Linked DNA regions of Homo sapiens: region 1 is linked to region 2. A link is a contact called in ENCODE Hi-C or POLR2A ChIA-PET data. All regions are on one chromosome and are shown on one strand. The core of a region is the stretch at or near the end of the contact, and the rest is flanking DNA. Distances in the headings are between cores, read along the strand shown. Region 1 overlaps PDK3 (pyruvate dehydrogenase kinase 3). Region 2 has its middle 40 kb from the start of PDK3.

Evidence for each region. A loop is a pair of places that touch in the nucleus more often than their neighbours do. ChIA-PET counts read pairs that join two places held with the same protein, here RNA polymerase II (POLR2A). Pooled maps may share reads with other maps.
Region 1: a pooled map shows a loop between it and region 2 (4-fold over the local background). The contact joins two enhancer-like sites. A Hi-C loop is called at or near these places in 4 of 168 maps with a recorded cell type or tissue (CD4-positive, alpha-beta memory T cell, HepG2, ovary and 1 more), 1 of 37 single-sample maps with no recorded cell type and 10 of 50 pooled maps. POLR2A ChIA-PET finds 5 or more read pairs at or near these places in 5 of 52 experiments (B cell, T-cell, activated B cell and 2 more).

Annotation. Positions count from the first base shown.
Region 1 is chrX:24,476,999-24,483,372 of GRCh38, reverse strand. The region is part of intron 1 of PDK3 (pyruvate dehydrogenase kinase 3); the gene reads right to left. Among named protein-coding and RNA genes, the nearest start is that of PDK3, 15 kb to the right of the region's middle. Within about 2 kb of position 2,597, at least 16 of the 41 ENCODE cell types and tissues checked have a DNase peak (open chromatin) inside an H3K27ac peak, as active enhancers do.
Region 2 is chrX:24,422,301-24,428,967 of GRCh38, reverse strand. No RefSeq gene overlaps it. Among named protein-coding and RNA genes, the nearest start is that of PDK3, 40 kb to the left of the region's middle. Within about 2 kb of position 3,852, at least 6 of the 41 ENCODE cell types and tissues checked have a DNase peak (open chromatin) inside an H3K27ac peak, as active enhancers do.

The DNA.
Region 1 (6,374 bases), core at 1,348-3,847, 56 kb before region 2:
CATGCATCCATATCAACCTAATTCCAGAAGGGAGTTTAGAATCTAGTCCTAACGGTAAATTGGTGAGTTACAGGATGCCCTGTTGTCATGGAAGCAGGAATAGCTAATGGTCACACTGTACTCATATTTGAGGTTAACTGAGGCAAATCATTTAGTTAGCCATCACAGTGATCAAAGGGAATCCAAAGCAAGTCACTCTCAAAGCACAAAAGAGCTGAAAGTGCTATGTTTCTTGGAAAATGATCAGTTTTGTACAGCTGAGACCTTCAGCCAATAAACTTGAAGATAATTAACATTCAAGGTTAAGAGCTCCCTACCCAGCTTTTATTCTTAGCAGAAAGCTGACTTCATCAAGGAAATGCTGTGTCACTAACTTCTCATAGTAAATTCATAACCAACATCTACCAAGCACCTACCATGTGTTATGCACTATGCCATACGTTCTCAATCTCATCAATGCAACCATCCTATGATTAGCCACTAGCATTTCTATTTTGTAGATAAGGACACTGAAGTGTAGTGGGATTAAGTGATTTGCCCAGGCTCACACTGCTGGTAGGCATCAGAAATTAAGACTGGAGTACAAGTCTGTATATACTGCTTCTCATATTCCCAGAGATGATAATGCAGACTAACAAGTAGTGGTTTTCAGAAGTAGAATTATTTCATTGTAAGTAAGTGGAGTAGGTATCAATCTGATAGTTCTGAAATAATAAAACTAGATAAGCATTAGATTATACCATTTCCTGATTGTGTAACAGAATAAATTTAGACAAAACCTCAGCATTGCTAATAGAGACTATATTTGCTATAAAGAATTGCACTGGGGACAATGGTATACTATGTTAAACTGAAAAGAGCGTAGGTTTAAAAGCTCAATCTTGCTTGTAATCCCAGCACTTTGAGAGGCCAAGGCGGGCAGATTACTTGAGGTCAGGAGTTCGAGACCAGCTTGGACAACATGGTGAAACCCCATTTCTACTAAAAATACAAAAAATTAGCCAGGCGTGGTGATGGGTGCCTGTTATCCCAGATACTTGGGAGGCTAAGGCAGGAGAATCACTTGAACCTGGAGGTGGAGGTTGCAGTGAGCCAAGATCACACCACGCACTCCAGCCTGGACGACAGAGGAACACTCTGTCTCCAAAAAATAAACAAACAAACAAACCTCACTCTACCTGAATTTTAACCATGGCTTTGCCCCTAACTTTGCTTAGGTAAGAGACTTAAACTATCTAAGCTTTAGACTCTTCATCCAAGAAATGGAAACACTTAATGTGGACGCTGTGAGAATTACAGCTAACCACTATTGTGTTTAGCAGAGAGTGGCACACAAATGTAAGTTCCCTTGGCCTCATAAAAAGAATAATTTCTGGTTCCCTTTGGAAGAGGTGGCCAAGATGTTATACCAAAAACTAGCTGATGACTGGCATAGTCTCTTCCTTACTTGGGGCTTCTACTTTCTCATGTGTAAAATTGGGAAGATTACAGATGATCTCTGTATTAGTTTGTTCTCATGTGGCTAGAAAGAACTACCTGAGACTGAGTAACTTATGAAGGAAAGAGGTTTAATTGACTCACAGTCCACATGGATAGGGAGGCCTCAGGAAACTTACAATCATGGCAGAGGCGAAGGGGAAGCAAGCACATCTTCACATGGTGGCAGGAGAGAGAGAGAGCAAAGGGAGAAGTGCTACACACTTTTAAACAACCAGATCTCATGAGAACTCACTCGCTATCATGAGAACAGCAAGGGGGAAATCTGCCCCCATGATCCAATCACCTCCCACCAGGCCCCACCACCAACACTGAAAATCATAACTCAACATGAGATTTGGGTGGAGACACAGAGCCAAACCACATCAGTCTCTAAGCTCAAGTTCCCACTGAATTAGTCTAAGAGGATAAGATTTTTGTTTGTCTCTCTATACAGTTATTTATCATACACTAACCTTGCCTACTAATATAAATTCTAAGAAAACTCTGGAGAGCAGTGCTAGGAGTAAACAGCCAAGGAAAAAAGGTGGAAGTCAAGAAAAAGGGGCCAGGCGCGGTGGCTCACGCCTGTAATCCCAGCACTTTGGGAGGCCGAGGCGGGCAGATCACGAGGTCAGGAGATCGAGACCACGGTGAAACCCTGTCTCTACTAAAAATACAAAAAATTAGCCGCGTGCAGTGGCGGGCGCCTGCAGTCCCAGCTACTGGGGAGGCTGAGGCAGGAGAATGGCGTGAACCCGGAAGGCGGAGCTTGCAGTGAGCCAAGATCGCGCCACTCCACTCCAGCCTGGGCGACAGAGCAAGACTTTGTCAAAAAAAAAAAAAAGAAAAAGAAAAAGAGTATGCACATTTACATTTTGTTCTTCTCTTTGTGATCTCCATCCAGAAAGCCTCCAACAACATTTTGGATAAAGGACAATTGGGTTAACACCTTACCTGTTCCCAGAAACCACCCTTATTTCAAAAACCTTTAAGGGCGAGGTAGGGACAGCAGCAAAAAGATACCACAAAATTATATGATTCATCCTTCTGACTAGCATACGTAAATTTATGTATTTGTCCCAGCTTCTCATTTATCTATGAGCTCCTCAAAGGCAATGAATATGCCTTGGCAATTTCCCAATGCTTCTTAGTTTCCATTTCATTCCAAATCCAGAACTTTCAACTAATGCTGATGGACTCCAGAATGACTTCGGTGTTAACCTTTGGCATCTCACTCACAGACTCTATCCCCTAAAGTGGTTCATAGCTCTTGGGCAAAAATTTCACCAGCTCTAACACTGTGGTTTTAACTCTGGAAGAATATTATTACACAATCGCCTGGGTAACCCAAAAGCACCAGCACCTAGACTCCTACCCGCAGCAATTGATTTAATTGGTTTATGTAGGGAGCAGGTGTCACTCATTTCAGGCGCTCCCCAGACAATTCTCATGAGCAGCCAGGACTGAGAACCATGGACTAGCATCTAATCATAGAAAATTCAATGAGGGTAAACAAATCAAAGAACTCCTCAAGCCCAGACAATGGCTATTAAGCATCCCCAATTTTTTATTTACCCATGTACTGTTGTCTTTATTTTCACCTTTGAGTTTTATTTCAGCCTCTTGGGAAACTGATCACAAACATCTTTGTACTCTGTAAGAGACTTTTCAGTGTCAGCTCTTTTTTTCCCTTTCACTTTCAGATGATCTTAAATGGGGAAGATAAAAACTAAACAAACTCGAGAAGGAAACGGCTGTGCTTCAGGATGTGGTAATGCTTGGGAGGCGGTGACAATGCACTCGATGGTCCTTTCCTCCAGTTTGTTTTGCTCACACACTGCGCCCAATCCCTCACCTACTTTCTCTGCTATAAAGAGGTGGTAAGACGATCAGGCGGGCAGACATGTGGCTCTACTACCTATTATACGTGTGAGTCATCTTCTTACCCGCTCAGAACTTCAGTTTCCTAATTGGTAAAATGGGCATGGCTGTTGTGAGAATTAGATGATATCCTGTTTTAGTTGGTAAGTACTCAGTAAGTGCTAGTCGAATCTATTGAATCTTTTTCAGGTGCCATATAAAGTCCTTTTTTTTTTGTTTGTTTTTTTTGAGACGGAGTCTCACTCCATCGCCCAAGCTGGAGTGCAGTGGCGCGACCTCGGTTCACTGCAACCTCTGCCTCCCTGGTTCAAGCGATTCTCCTGCCTCAGCCTCCTAAGTTGCTGGGATTACAGGCACGTGCCACCGCCTGGCTAATTTTTTTTTGTATTTTATTAGAGATGGGGTTTCACCATGTTTGCCAGACTGGTCTCAAACTGCTGATCTCAGGTGATCTGCCTGCCTCGGCCTCCCAAAGTGTTGGGATTATAGGTGTGAGTCACTGTGCCCAGCCAAGAGTCCATTTTAATTTCCTTCTCCAATAGCTTCACTGAAGTCAAGCTCAGGTCAAAGAAACAGGAATAGGAGTATGTAGGCCAGAGATAACACGGTAGAGAATATGTAAGGAGCTCTAACAAAAGAAGCAGTACCCTGGCCATGAAGGGCAATTTCTAGAGAACAGGAGACTCCCTGAGACAAGCAGCTTCCTCCCAGAAGAGTCTATTACAAATAAAGTGCTCACATGAGCACATCACATGACCAATGCAGGAACAGTAATACAGCAATAACCACTTTGCTTTCTATTTAACAGCAGAATCAGGAGGAGAAATTAACCAAAGTTATACAAAATCCACAGGCTGGTATTAAGAAATATCTGCTAGCAAGCTTAAGGAAACATTATACCCTACTAGGACAGATCCAAGAAAAGGTTCAGATAGAAGCCTGAGTGTTCTCTGGTCTATGAAAATGTAACAATTGTGGGAAAATATATGTAAGTTACAAATTTCAAAAGGCCCTACTGTTTTCTGGCCAGCAACACATGGCAAAATATTTAACTTCATGGTATGGGAAAATGTTAGAGAGATGATAATTTCTTCCCAACAGTGAGACTATTATATACTGACCTCCATGCCCTGGTAAGAGAGAAAGCAACACTGGTACAACTCAAATGGTTAAGGAGAATCATAGATCAAGTCCAAGAATGAAAATAAAATCACAACTGTTTAGGTGACCCTTAGGGAAATAACATACCACTGAGTTAGAACCCTAAGTATTCAATTAGAGCGAATATAAATGCTGACCTGTGCAAATGTAATAGTTTACTACAATTTTTCTGCCATTCATTATGGCAAAAGGTTTAATCTCAGAGTTAAGATGAGGCAATGACCAGGAATGGGGTTCTCCTTGAGGGATATGAAGGACATCCACCATGGGTCACAATCAAACCCAGCTCTCCCACGAAGGCAAGTATAGCGTAAACTAGCCTTCCTGCCATAAAAGCGAAATAGGCTAACTGAAGATACTTCAGTGCTAGTTTTTCCTTTGTTTGTTTGTTTGTGACAGAGTCTCATTCTATCACCCAGGCTGGAGTGCAGTGGCACGATCTCGGCTCACTGCAACCTCCACCTCCCAGGTTCAAACGATTCTCCTGCCTCAGCCTCCTGAGTAGCTGGGACTACAGATATGAGCCACCACTCCCAGCTGATTTTTTGTATTGTATTGTATTTTTTTTTAGTAGATATGGGGTTTCACCATGTTGGCCAGGCTGGTCTCGAACTCCTGACCTCAAGTGATTCACCCACCTTGTCCTCCCAAAGTGCTGAGATTACAGGCATGAGCCACCATGCCCGGCCTCAATGCCAGTTTCAATGCCAAGTACATGGCAAAGATGTAAACCCTAAAACACCACGTAACCCATCCACAGTTCCCTTAGCACACTTTTGATGATATGCTATTCAAGGTGCACAATGACTAATTTATCAAGAAGAATTAGTACACAAGAAAAGCAAGAATTATTTAAAATGTAAAGTAATAAATAAGGAACTGCCCTCACCAAATTTCAACATAAATTACAAAGTTAAAATGTGATATTTAGTTAAAATCAGAAAAGTTGCCATGTTGACTAGAATCCACAAATACAAACTACTCTGAGAGCTTAGCATATGATCAAAGAGAAACGGCCAAGATAAAAGAGAAACAGCCAAGTTTCAAGAGAAAAACTTGAGGTCTTAATAATTGTTGGGCAACTTGACAGCAGAACAGGGTAAAAATGAGTTAGCTACAAAGGCTCATCAGAAAATGGCAATAGATTCCAGAGAGATTTAATAACTACTTACAAACTCTGCTATAGGTGACAAATCTGACCATGATAAAAGCACCGTAAATGATATAGGTAACACTGAGCATATGAAAACTCAGACTGTGCACTAGATAAAAAGGAAACCAACATACAGTGTTAACACATGTAAATATATGGGCAAAAGCAGGAAGGGCTATCACAAAAAAACAGATGAATTACCCATATTACAGGTAATATAGCAATTCTTTCCAAATGTCTTCAGTTTTATACTTTGATAATTACTTTGCCAAAGGAAACGATATTTACACAGCACAAGAGCTTACTATGCCAAATATACACAGGAATTTATGCAAATGATAAAAACTTCAGATTCTGGTTACAAAATGGCCAATGGCACTTTACACAGAACAAAAAGCAGACAAAAAACCCAAGCAGAGGAAAAAGCACTTTTCATTCCTATGTTACCTATGATGCGATTAAAATCATAAAACCTCATTTTGGCAGGGCTACGGAGAAACTGATACAGATAAACTTTGCTGACAGCCCTGGATAAATTAAACCTATAAACTGTCAACAGCTTTCATATGGTAATTCCACTCTGAGGCAGATATCCTATAGGTAAACCACCCGATTACCTGGAAAAGCCTTCACTACCCCAAAAGTCACACTCCAGATAGTCAAAGTTTATTGTTACTAGCATACAGGAGAAACAGAGCTT
Region 2 (6,667 bases), core at 2,603-5,102:
TATTATAAAATAGGCTTCATGATGATTCTGCCCAACTGTGGGCTAATGTAAGCGTTCTGAGCATGTTTAAGGTAGACTAGGCTAAGTTATGATGTTTGGGAGGTTAGGTGTATTCAATGTGCTTTCGACTTACAGTATTTTCAACTTGCAATAGGTTTATCAGGATGTAACCCCTCCATAAGTCAAGGAGTACCCGTAGTTTACTTGGAAGGAAATTTCAGGAAACACCAGTACGGCAGTGGGGAAGTGAAACAAAGAAGGGAAGGAAGAAGCCATTAATGGTGTGTCATCAAGTGAATTACCATTGTGGGCAACTGGAACTTAATCCTGCTGATACTCTGGGTGACAAGGTAGAACCCCACCTGAAAAGCAAGAGCACTGTTTGAGAGTTGCTCTGGTGTTCAGAGACAGTCTTAGGGCAAAGAGTAGTAGTTGCTGACTGTTAGAAGTTGGACCCATGGCTGGGCACGGTGGCTCACGCCTGTAATCCCAGCACTTTGGGAGGCCAAGGCGGGGGGATCACCTGAGGTCAGGAGTTTGAGACCAGCCTGGCCAACATGGTGAAACCCCAGCTCTACTGAAAACACAAAAATTAGCTGGGCATGGTGTCAGGCGCCTGTAATCCCAGCTACTCGGGAGGCTGAGGCAGGAGAATTGCTTGAACCCAGGAGGTGGAGGTTGCGGTGAGCCAAGATCACACCACTGCACTCCAGACTGGGTGACAGAGTGAGACTCCATCTCAAAAAAAAAAGAAGTTGGGCCCATATGCATAAAAATGGTAGATACTGAGGATTATGAGTGGGGTACCAAAGCATCTGCTACAGATGGAAGAAACAAACTTCAGCATGGTGTTTTACTTTGCTTTGACACTTTTCTTTAAGTGGTTTTGGTGATTTACATTTATGGTCAAAATTCCTTAAAGCTAACTTTCTATCTGCCATACTCTCTTGTATGCATGCTCATTTTTCTTGCCCCAATATGCACAGGCCTGTGCCCAGGCTGTTGCCAACACAGGCTTCTTCTCTGTGCCCCCCTTCCTGGAGGCTGTGCCTGGTTAACAGCAGAAGGAAGGCCTCAGTGCTCGAGCAGCTTCTTCTGGTTTGACCTGTTATCTGTTCTCAGTGGATGTGGTTCAGGACAGTAGAAAACATGGCCTAGGCTGCTATTACAGCAGAAGGGCCTGGAGCCTTCAAAGCATTTCTATAAACAAAAAATGATCTAGTTTTATACTTGTTGAACATGTTCCCTGGGCAAGGAACAAAGATCAAATGCAGTTAGTCACTCTTGAAGGGAAACTGGTGGTTTGTGTTCCAAGAGGACTTTGTCTCCTCCTCTTTTCCTCCTCCTCTCCTCTCCCCACATCCTCTCTTGAGATGAACTATTTTGTCCTAAGCAATTTTCCAAGTCCAAAGAATGATTGCAGAGTTTGTAACATGCAGTTCATGGCATTAAAACACTTAGCAGAGGAAGCAATAACAAATCCAATGCCACCTTGCCCCTTCCATGCGGTTTTGTAATAAAAGATCAAACTGCAGAGCTGTGAAAGGGCTGGGACAACAGCTCTGCACACATCTGCATCCTTTGGTGGCTTGAGGGTGGGGGACAGCACACCCTTCTGGGTATCAAAAGGCATTGGAACGGGCAGCGCTGGGGCCTCTCCTCTCTGTTTGATCACCTGGAACTAGGGCTGCACCTACGACTCCTTAATGTGGATTTTTAAAGGCAACCCGTCCTCCAGGAGCATGCAGCCCCGTGCTGGGACCCACAGCTTGGCAAGGGGAACATGGGCTGGATTTCAGCTCCCACTCATTCCCTCTGCCAGGTGCCTGTGTACAGGGCACAGCCCACACATTGCGCATGGGGACTCTGTCCAGGACTAGAGGAAACTCCTTCCACCCCTGGCCTGTCATAGGCCACCCACCTCAAGTCCAGGGCTACAGTTCACTTTTTTTTTTTCTCTGAGATGGAGTCTCTCTCTGTCACCCAGGCTGAAGTGCAGTGGCACGGTCTCGGCTCACTGAAACCTCTGCCTTCCGGGCTCAAGTGCCTCGGCCTCCTGAGTAGCTGGGATTACAGGACTCTAATGGAGGGCCACAGGCAGTGGAAAATGAGGCAGACAGTGAGGCTGGCCCCTGAACTGGATAGTGCTGTTAACAGGATCTGGGTCCAGAATACTGCAGACATCAGACATGTGTTAACTGGGTTTGCTGCCGGCAAGCCACCATCCTTGGGAAGGAGTTGTGTGGGCAAATCAGGAAGTTGCCCTCTCAGCAGATGTCTCCAGGATGGCTGCCCTCAGGTGTAATCTGGGGATCAGGAAACCACTGCTGGAATCCTTGGCTTCAGAATCATCCCAGACCTGTTGCAACCTGTATCTGCAAAATAGAAACCACCTACCATGCCTCTTTCCCCCACTTAAATGAGTTCTAACATTTGTCTAACATGACCACATCTGATTGGTGTAACTTAAATTACACAGCTGCAAGGGAGTCTGGGAAATGTAGTTTTTCTATTTCTGTACTATACATAAAGGCACACTGGAAAGAGATCGAAATAGATGTGGAAGAGTCATTTCCATCATGGTTCCTCTGTTTGAAAACCTTCAGTGACTCTCCTAAATGGTGCTGTTGAAGGGAAGCAGGGCCTGGGTCTAAGATACAGCACACACTAACAGTGATTTCCAAACTGTGGTCTATAGATCCCTGGGGAGACAAGATGTTCTTGAATCTCCTTGTATTTCATTTTCTGTGGACTGAAAAAAACATCATGATTTCCATATGTGTTTATTTTTGAAACATGGAAATAATTGGGATTCAAAAAATTATCTCTCTCTCTCTCCCTTTCTCTCCCGCCAAATCACTTGAAAGCCTTCTTTACTTCTTTACAAGCACTCTGTTTCTCACCCACAAACCCCTCTCCTCTGCCTAGAATGTAAATGTCATCTCCCTCCTCACTTGCTAATTCCCATTCATCAGGTAAGACTCGTTTCAGGCCACCACCTCCCCTGGCCTGAGGGGTGATTCTCTCTGACTACCTCAGGCTGGGATAGAGAATTCTCATCTGTTTTCTTGTAATATCCTGGGAAGTTATACTAATAAGAATAAAATAAAAGCTAACTTTTTCCAGCTTACTCTTTGCCAGGCCCCACAAAGTATGTACTCTTACTAACTCATTTTATAGATGGGAACACTGGGACATAGAGAGGTTCCATAACCTGCCCAAGGTCACCTGCTAGTCAGTGGTGGCTGCAACTCAATCCTAGGCAGCAGTCTGGCTTCAGAGTCTATGCTCTTGATGGATAGTCTTGTCTCCTCTCATCCTATTATTGCGCTGCTCACCCTGCCACCATCTCTCTCTCAATCTCTCTCTCTTTCTTTCTCTATCTCTCTCTCTCCTCTCCACTTCACTCTCTCTCTCTCTCCATCCATCTAATCTATATCTCAATCTGTGTGCCTGTCATCTCCATGAATAACCATTGGTTTTCTATGATATTAAAATGGGAGGGGGGAAGTCAACATTTTCCCTCCCTTCCCACCACGTTGGAAATTCTAGGACCGGGGCCCAAATTGTTTGATCCTTCCTTCTCTCATCCTCCACTGTCTGTTAACAGAGGAACTATTTTCTCTTTCGGCAAAGAGTACCAGACTAAATTACAGAGTAGGCTACAAAATTACTACCCTCAGCTCCCTTCTTTGCCTGTTTTCTCTAAAATAGGTTATTCCTGTTGGTTGTATAAATATAAGACAGAAGCCACCACTGCTTTGCAATCACGTGGGGAAGTGTATCATCCGCTCCAAGCTCTGTGGAGCAGACCTCCTGGCCGGGATCCACTGAGCATGCCTCAGGAAAAGATGACGTTGCTGGGAACTCCAGCCCACACATCAGCATTCTCATGTGAACACTTAGTAGAGTGAAATTGGAAATAGTTTGACAACTTTGCGAGACTCAGAAGGTGTTTCCAAATCTGTGCCTTTGCCTTCGTTGTTTATTACCCTGTCTGTCTAACACGGATGACACTTGCCCGTGTTTCATGTGCCTCAGCACCTTGGAGGCTCGACTGAAACTCACCAACAGCCTTACCAGGTGACCTAGCTGGTCATTCCCTCTACTGGGTGTCAGCCACACTCCTCGTACACTGCGGAAGTGCCAATTTACCCCAGACTCATCTCTTCTTGCCTTGCTTAATCTCCTTTCTTTTCCTTTTGTGCTTTAAGTGTCTGATTTCTGATTAGCCCATTTATTTGGCCTCATAAGCCAGGCAGTTCCTTTTCCTTCTTGAAGGTAACTTACAAAAGAAATTTTCTTTAATCACCTTTCAAGTATGCTGTCTGGGCTCCTGTTTAGGAAGGTCCTCCCTGCCCATGAAGTGTCCTTCCAAAGGCTTGTGTCCTCTGCAGGAAACAATTCAGATGGGTCAGGCGTGATGGCCTTGTAAACCTCTCTTGTGCAATTTACACATCTGAAACCATCATTTCTTTCAGCAAGCACACTATTTCATCAAAGCACATCATCTGTAGTAGAGGTAGAAAGCTCATCAAATATGCTTAAGGAGTGACTTTTGTAACTCACTATTGTTTTAAAACATCTTAATTCCTGTTCTGGTTAAAGGACCCAGTATATCTACAGCCATCTTAGAGACTGTCAGTTCAATCTATGAAGAGAGTGGGATGTTGTCAAAACAGTGTTGCACAAACCCTCTAAAGAAAGTGAAACAAAAAAAAATGTTGGTGCAAGTTACAAAAATATTATGGAGTCAATGAGACGTGGCAGTTAATCCTCAGCTAATGTTGACACAGAGCAGCACACCCACAAATGCCAAAGAGTTGAGAGCAGTGGTTCTCAGCCTTGGCTGCAGATTGGAATCACTTGGGTGTTTTGTTTTTTTTTAATCTCCATGTCCAAGCCATACTCCAGTCCAATTAAATCAGAATCTCTGGGGGTGGGCCCCAGGCATCATTACATTTCAAGGTCCCCAGCGATTCCAACATATAGCCAAGTTTGAAATCTATTAGTTTAGAATACCTGGCCCTTGCTCACAACTGCTTAGGCAGGTAGGTGTGTGGGGCTGGGGAAAGGGCAACACATGCCTGGTCAGGCCAATCAGACTGACCAGGGAAGCTATATTAATGATAAGAAACTTCCCAGCATGCCTCTTTCCCAACCTGCCTGCTGCCCACTCAGCTATTGAAGCTACACAAAAGGTAGAGTTGACGCTCAGGTGAGAGTTAAGGTTACCAGATACCAGAGAGCTGAAAGTAGGAGGGTCAAGGCACAGAGAGTAGATAGACACCAGTGCACATGCAGTGGCACTCTGTGATGTCCTTACTGGCCCTGCTACAAAGTGGTATGTTGGGTTTGCCAATTTGATGTATTAAATTGATAACCAGTTGAAATGATATTCCAACAATAGCAATTGATACAATGATATTCAATTGAAAAAGAAAAAAGACCCGGTGGGCAGGGTGTACAAAGGGGGCTTCTTCTGAAGTTCTGGTCATGTTGTTTCTTCAGCTGAGTGCTGGTTACACAGGTGGGCTCAGTTTGTGAAAATGTGTCTACCTGTACACTTATGATATGTGCACTTTTATCTATACATGTTCTGCATTAGTAAAAAGTTAAAAAGGAAGATAAACCCTACATTGATCATTGAAAAAAGGTCATAGATGCTGTCAAAAATTTACCCACAAGCTTGTTTATAGGAGTGGGATTGATAGCCCCATGTTAGAAACCATCCAGCCGGGCGCAGTGGCTCACGCCTGTAATCCCAGCACTTTGGGAGGCCGAGGCGGGCGAATCACGAGTTCGGGAGATCAAGACCATCCTGGCTAACATGGTGAAACCCCATCTCTACTAAAAACACAAAAAAATAGCCAGGTGTGGTGGCAGGCGCCTGTAGTCCCAGCTACTCGGGGGGCTGAGGCAGGAGAATGGCGTGAACCCGGGAGGCGGAGCTTGCAGTGAGCTGAGATTGCGCCACTGCACTCCAGCCTGGGCGACAGAGCCAGATTCCGTCTCAAAAAAAAAAAAAAAAAAGAAACCATCCAAATAAAAAGCACTTGGTTAAATAAATTAAGGTTCTGCCATACAATGGAATACTATGTAGCTATTACAATTCTACACTGTATAAATGTGATTCACCATGTAAGCAGCACTAAAAACAAAAACTACATGATCATCTCATAGATGCAGAAAAGGCTTTAGATAAAATTCAACACTGCTTCATGTTAAAAACTCTCAATAAACATACCTCAAAATAGTAAGAGCCACCTATGACAAACCCATAGCCAACATCATACTAAATGGGCAAAAGCTGGAAACATTCCCCTTGAAAACTGGCACAAGACAAGGATGCCCTCTCTCACCATTCCTATTCAACATAGTATTAGAAGTCCTGGCCAGAGCAATCGGGCAAGAGAAAGAAATAAAAGGCATCTAAATAGGAAGAGAGGAAGTCAAATTATCCCTGTTTGAAGATGACATGATTCTATACCTAGAAAACCCGTAGTCTCTCCCCACAAGCTCCTTGATCTGATAAACAACTTCGGCAAAGTTTCAGGATACAAAATCAATGTACAAAAATCAGTAGCATTTCTATGTACCAACAGCATCCAAGCTGAGAGCCAAATCAAGAATGCAATCTCATTCACAATAGCCACAAAAAGAATAA